2 separate regions of the Homo sapiens genome follow, and region 1 is linked to region 2. The links are chromatin contacts, found by Hi-C or POLR2A ChIA-PET in ENCODE. All regions are on one chromosome and are shown on one strand. The core of a region is the stretch at or near the end of the contact, and the rest is flanking DNA. Distances in the headings are between cores, read along the strand shown.

The links. Hi-C counts contacts between places; a loop is a spot of excess contacts on that map. ChIA-PET counts read pairs that join two places held with the same protein, here RNA polymerase II (POLR2A). Pooled maps may share reads with other maps.
Region 1: a map of HCT116 shows a loop between it and region 2 (4-fold over the local background). The contact joins two enhancer-like sites. A Hi-C loop is called at or near these places in 1 of 168 maps with a recorded cell type or tissue (HCT116) and 7 of 50 pooled maps. POLR2A ChIA-PET finds 5 or more read pairs at or near these places in 2 of 52 experiments (WTC11 and activated CD4-positive, alpha-beta memory T cell).

The regions. Positions count from the first base shown.
Region 1 is chr7:159,196,232-159,199,334 of GRCh38, forward strand. No RefSeq gene overlaps it. Among named protein-coding and RNA genes, the nearest start is that of VIPR2, 53 kb to the left of the region's middle. RefSeq lists an enhancer at 934-1,043 and a silencer at 1,154-1,223. Within about 2 kb of position 1,485, at least 8 of the 41 ENCODE cell types and tissues checked have a DNase peak (open chromatin) inside an H3K27ac peak, as active enhancers do.
Region 2 is chr7:158,975,905-158,979,055 of GRCh38, forward strand. It overlaps LOC124901795 (a long non-coding RNA gene), which reads left to right. Exons shown (of 2, transcript XR_007060626.1): 2 at 764-3,151. Among named protein-coding and RNA genes, the nearest start is that of LINC00689, 31 kb to the right of the region's middle. RefSeq lists enhancers at 58-798, 740-859, 870-919. Within about 2 kb of position 1,292, at least 9 of the 41 ENCODE cell types and tissues checked have a DNase peak (open chromatin) inside an H3K27ac peak, as active enhancers do.

The DNA of each region.
Region 1 (3,103 bases), core at 235-2,734, 220 kb after region 2:
ATTTGAAATCCTCCAAGAGCTTAAGAGTTTGCATCTTGGCCACTTTCCCAGCATATGTGCTTTAAAGAGACCAGAAAATGGTGTTTTCAAAATACTTCCTGGAATCTTTTATAAGGTAATAAATCAGCAGGAAAGGTCACCCGGCCTGCTCCTTCTTACCACTTCTGTAATAAACATAAGTTTCCATTAATATTAAATATTTCTTATGACAATTTTAGTCTAAACATATTATCAATTATCTTAGAAATGAACTATGTCACTAATAAAAATCATCATCATATTAATTTTCTATTTGGCTTTCAAATTTATAAAACCTTTATCATCTCATTTGATAAAATCCTGTGATAGTTTCATTACAACACAAATTGCATGTTGTAATCATCTTGCTTAGTTTCTGTCACTTTTTAAAACCTGATTTGTCTGTCACCATGCTGGAATGTCAGTGCCTCTGTGGCATCACCTGTCTCTCTTGCCACCGCCTGGCTCAGGCCTGGCACGTGCTCAGTGAGTTTGCAAGACTGAAGGGCACCCCTGCCTCCACGTCAAATCCCAGGGGTCCCTCACGGCGCTGCATGTGGGAAGATGGAGGCTGAGCCCCAGTTTGCATGCCATGGTGCTGGCCCTCGCGTATGAAATACACCAGTGATTATAAAGGTTAGTGAAAAATCTAATTATGAAATTGTACATAAACTACGATTAACTCTTTTTGTATATAGAAGAGGATACAAGGAAATATATCTAAATTGCTATGTTCACTATGCTCAGTGATAAGATTAAAGGTACATATTTTTCCCCTTTGATTTTCAACATTTTCTCAAACGTGCTTCTATTACTTTTACAAATTATCATAATCAGAGACGTAATACCCTGAGTCACCTGTTGTGTTTACTAAGACAACAAAGTACTTTGGGGTTTCTTTGCTCCTTGCAGACAGGGTGGTGGAACTGAGGGAGACTGCAGCCAGCCCAGTCGTGCCCACCCGGGCTTGCCACAGAGTTCATGGGCCTTGGGGGCTTCGTGCATTCTGCTCCCTGCTTAGAAACAGCCTCCCCCAGGCCTTCCCCGCTCCTTAGCGTGGCTGACTTCCTCTGGTCCTTTAGGGCTCAGCTCACCCGACTCCTCCCAGGAAAAGCTCCCCAGTCAGAGGTTCCTCCCTCTGGTCCTTTAGGGCTCAGCTCACCAGACTCCTCCCAGGAAAAACTCCCCAGTTAGAGGCTCCTCCCACGTGCTTTTATTTAGCTCCCTCAGCAGCTACTATGCGTCTTCATGACCTGTTTACCTCGTTCCCCAGGGAAGTCACAGGCTCCCTGAAGACAGGAGCCGTGTTTTGGTCACGGCCTCCTCGCACTGGCCTGCAGGAGAAGCTCCAGGGATACGTGAACGGATAGATGAGTGAGAGGCTTTGGGTGCCCTGAGCTCGAGTTTGTGTTTTAAGGCAAGTCATATCACTTATCAGTCATATCACTGCAGAATGAGAATGCTAAATTTCTCTTGTTCTTACATCCTGTATTTGCACAGCACTTTCACGTTATCACGTGTGACAGAAGGAAGACAGCCTCAGCCTCCCGGCTCAGCCACTGGGTCTAGTCCATTGGGCACAAATACAAACCTGCAAGGTGTGTGTGGCTCGGAGAGGGGCCCCTCAATGTCAGCAACAAGGGGGGATTTCAGAAGGTTCCAGTCTCCTTCTTACCTCTCTTCTCTACTTCTTACCTTCCTTCCTTTATTTATTCCTCTTTTCCTTCCTTTTTCAAATATTTTGAGCTCCTGCTGTTTCTATGCCAGAGAAGGAGGCAGGCCCCAGCGAGACCGAGAGAGCTGAGGGCCCGCTGGCCTGGAGGCCTCCGGAAGGCAGCTCCTTCACCACTTTTGATCCCCCTAAAATGTCAACAGACTTTAACCACTGATTATTTGTCATTTAGACCCAAGTGCTAATGAATCTGTCCCTGGTGAAGTTCAGGATGGGCCCCCGGGAGGACCTCGGGCCTGGGGGAGCTGGTGTGTGGGGTTCTTCCCAAGCATGGCTGAGCATGGAGACGGTGGCCATAGCTGAGAGCAGGACGCTCCCCACCCTTCTTTCCTCACCTTCTAACTGGAAGAGGGGTTCAAGCCCTGCTTGGTGAGGGACTTAAGAAGGTGGACAGAGGCTGCCTCAGCAGGCGTGGGTCTCTCCTCTCTCCACACCTGTGCACCAAGTGGCTCGGCTTCTGTCTGATTCACACAGTGCGTGTCTGTGGGCAGTTTTGTGTGAAAACACATCTGCTGCATAAGAAACGGTGGGTGTGGGTAAAAACTGCTGCCAAGGGAGCCACAGAGTGGAGGCCATAGAGCATCTACTGTGTTTCTCTTCAGTTTCACATGAGGCACATGTCACATGCACACACGTGCACACATAACACACTCACACGTGTGTGCAGAAATCTCACACACAGGACATTCCCCCCACCAATGCCATCCCGAACCCACTGAAGTGCTGGAGAGAAGGAGCCACCAACCCTTTCCAGGTGAGTTCCAGGAGTGAAGAGGACTCAAGGCTGCTCAGAGCCTGGTTAGAGCCACGGACAGAGAACGGAAGCCTCGACTGAGCCGTTAGAGGCAGCAGCCTCCCACTGTCCCCCAAGTGCGGGGTCCAAGCTCTGCCTCAGTGACCAGGCAGAGCCTCGCCTGGGTCCTGCAGGACTCACACGGTGAGTGGATGCTGCTGCCACTGCCGTCCGCACCTCCACTGGTGGTGTTTCAGGACCAGCTTGTCAACTGTAACAGAAACATATATAAAACCAGAATCCATTTCTCTTCTTGAGAAATAATTTAAGATTAATTATAATTTTACAGAATGCATAGTTAGTATAACTGCTGATGAGGGACTGAAGGCATCACATCTTTCTTTCTTTTTTTTTTTTTTTTGAGAGTCTTGCTCTGTTGCCCAGGCTAGAGTACAGTGGCACTATCAGGGCTCACTGCAGCCTTGACCTCCCTGGCTCAAGTAATCTTCCCACCTTAACCTCCTGTGTACTGGGACTATAGGCATACACCACAATGCCAGGCAAATTGAAAAATTTTTTTGTAGAGCTGGGAGTCTCACTATGTTGCCCAGGCTGCTCTT
Region 2 (3,151 bases), core at 42-2,541:
AGCAGTGGCTGCTGCCATCATCCGCCTGCAGCAGGGAAGCGTGGCTGGGGCCTCACACTCCATGGAGCCAGTGGGTGCCCCGCCCCTTCTGAGTTCGGAAGGGAGCTGTCCGTGCTCCCCGTGCTGCTGCACCTGCCCAAACCACAGCTGCAGACCCAGGCCTCCTGCTCTACGAAGCTGCCCAAACTGCAGCTGTGGATATGAGCCTCCCTGTGCACTTGAGGGAGCTGGGAACAGGCAAGATCTGCCTTCCCGGGTACAGCTGCAGCTGCGGCACCCACGGCTGCAAACCTGGGCCTCCTATTCCAAAAAGCGGGCAGGAGCTAGGGACAAGTAGGAGCCCTGCCCCTTCCGAGTTGGTGGGAGCTCCCAGGTGCAGCTGTGGCCGCCCTCCCGGGTACAGGACCTGGGTGTTTCTGCAGCCTACACCCTCAGGGGCCCCAGGAAGGACCCCCCCTACCACATCCCTGCAGGCTCGGGGGTGTCTTCTGCTGCCTGGCCTCTCTCCACTCCTAGCGCCTGCTCCGATCTCAGAGCTGGGGCTGGGGCCAAGCCCAGGGGCCATGAAGGGCCGTGGGAGGCAGATTGATTTCTGGGTAGAAGGGGCAGGTCCCCAGGAAGGCCCTACCTTCAGGCCAGCGAGGGCCTGAAGGCTGGGGGCTGGGCTGCCAGTGCTGCAGACAGGAGTGGGGACTCTTGATGCCTCTTCTGGGCCCACCCATGACCACTTATGGACCAATCGGCATGCACTTCCTCCCCTCAGAGGTCCATACAAGCTCTGGGCTCAGCCAGAGCAGGGCAGAGAAGGGTCACAGGATGAAGAGGACAGAGGGCAGAGAGACGACCGGATGGGATGACCAGCTGCAGAGAGGAGTACCCTCTCCACTGAGAACAGCAGAAGGCAAGACAACCTGTCCACAGAGAGGAGCTACCCTCTCTGCTGAGAGCTTCAGAGACCTGCAGAGACATCTGAATGACCTGCCTGCAGAGAGCAGCTTCCCTCTCTGGGGCCTCCTCTCTGCTGAAAGCTGAACACTCGAGAGACGACCTGCCTACGAGAGGAGCCACCCACTCCTCTGAGCTGTTCTGACACTAAATACAACTTTTCTTCTTCACGCTTCACTTGTCTGCGTACCTCATTCTTCCTAGACGCAGGACAAGAGCTCTGGCAAAGGCGCTGCAGCCACAGAGGTTTCCGGCCGGAAAAATCGGCACCCCAGAGATCCCATGAGAACGTCACGTACAGCACTGAGACGGAGCCCTAATGAAAACTGTGGCTCTGGGTGATAATGACGTTACTGTGGGTTCATCAACTGTAGCAAATTCGCCCTCTGCTGGGCGTTGTTGGAAATGCAGAGGCTCTGGGGGGTCAGGTATGTGGGAGCTCTCTGTACCTTTCTTGTAATTTGATGTGAACTTAAAGCTGCTCCAAAAAGATAAAATCTTGAAGAAAAGCGAAAAAAAAAAAAAGGAAGAGAGGAAAAAATGACAGGCAGAAGGTCACGCCTGGCCCCTCAGTGCGCGTCCTCAGGCCTCTGCTCCCAGCTGGGGCTGGCAGGTGGTCGGGGGGGCACCCAGCTCCTCCACTCCCCACGCCCACCACAGCTTTCAAAGTTAGGAACACAGGCAGGGTGGAGGTGAAGTCCGAACAGAAAGAGGAGACTTAAGGGAGGGCGAGCCCTGACTTTGTTTCGTTTTTCCGAGGCGACATTCGGTGCAGCTTTCTGGGTCCCCAAGGCTGACCCTGCTGCACCATGAACCACACGTCCACACCCTCACTGTCTCCCGCTCATGACATCAGCTCACCTGAGACTGTCACCGAAGGCTCTTTAACGTGAAATGAGTGGTTTTAACTATTTTTAAGTACACAGTTGTGTGGCATTAAGTGCATTCACTATGATGTGTGGCCATCACCATCGTCCACCCTAGAACCCCTTCATTTTCCCCAACAAATTCTGTCCCTTTAAGCAAGTGCTCCCCATCCCCCACCCCCTTCTACCTTCTGTCTCTGTGAATCTGATGACCGTCAGTCTCTGAGCACAGCCATACCATCGTGGGCCTTTTGTGTCTGGCTTACTTCACCGAGCATAATGTCCTCAGGGTTTATCCGCATTGTGGCAGGTGCCAGAATCCCCTTCCTTTTTTAAAGGCTGAATAATGCTTTACCGTATGGATAGACCACATTTTGTTTATGCGTTCATCCGTTATCGGACGCTTGGGTTGGACCATGTTTAGTGGGTGTGAATAAGGCTGCCCTAAACACGGGTGCACAGGCATCTGCCCAAGTCCCTGCTCTCAGTTCTTTTTGAGAAATACCCAAAAGTGAAATTGCTGGGTCATATGGCAGTTCTATTTTTAAGGTTTTGAGGAGCCGCCACACTGTCTTCCCCAGCGGCTGCCCTGTTTTACATCCCCTCAAGCAATGTAAAGGGTCCCGGTGTCCCCACATCCTCCAGTTTCTCCACATCCCGAGCACTTGCTGTCTTCTATTTTTGATACTTGTTACCCTAATGGCTGTGAGGTGGCACCTCATTGTGGTTTTGATTTGAATTTCCCTAATGACCTGTGATAGTGAGCATCTTTTCATGGGTTTATTGGCCATTTGTATGTCTTCTCTGAAGAAATTGTCTATTCAAGTCCTTTGACCATTTTTGAATCGAGCTGTTTGTTTTTTTGTTGTTGAGTTGTGGGGGTTCTTTATACATTACTGAAGGCTTATTTTTATGGTCCAATAATTCTTTATAGCACTGGGTGCTCGCTAGCCAGATGCCGTGATTATTTATGGCCTGGGACTGCGGGTACACATGTCTCCATTTGGAGGCTCAGCCAACGTTTCTAGGTCTGTTAACTTGAATTCATCTTTTAAATTGAAAAAAAGATTTATTTTCCTCCTTATAACAGTCAAATCTCCGCCTTTCGTGTTTCCAGGGCCAAGTACTATCTGGGGGTAAAATGTTAAAGCTCAGTGAGAAATCCCTGGATACACGGAGGTTACATTTCAAAGGCCAGACCCCTGGTGAGAGCAGAATAATAGTGTCATAAATGGCGATGTTGTATTGTGCAGTTGATAAATTGAGTAAATATTTGCTAAAAGCCAGGAAACCCCCACAGCAATAAGGACAAATGATGTTCATCAAAATGGCAGCCGTTT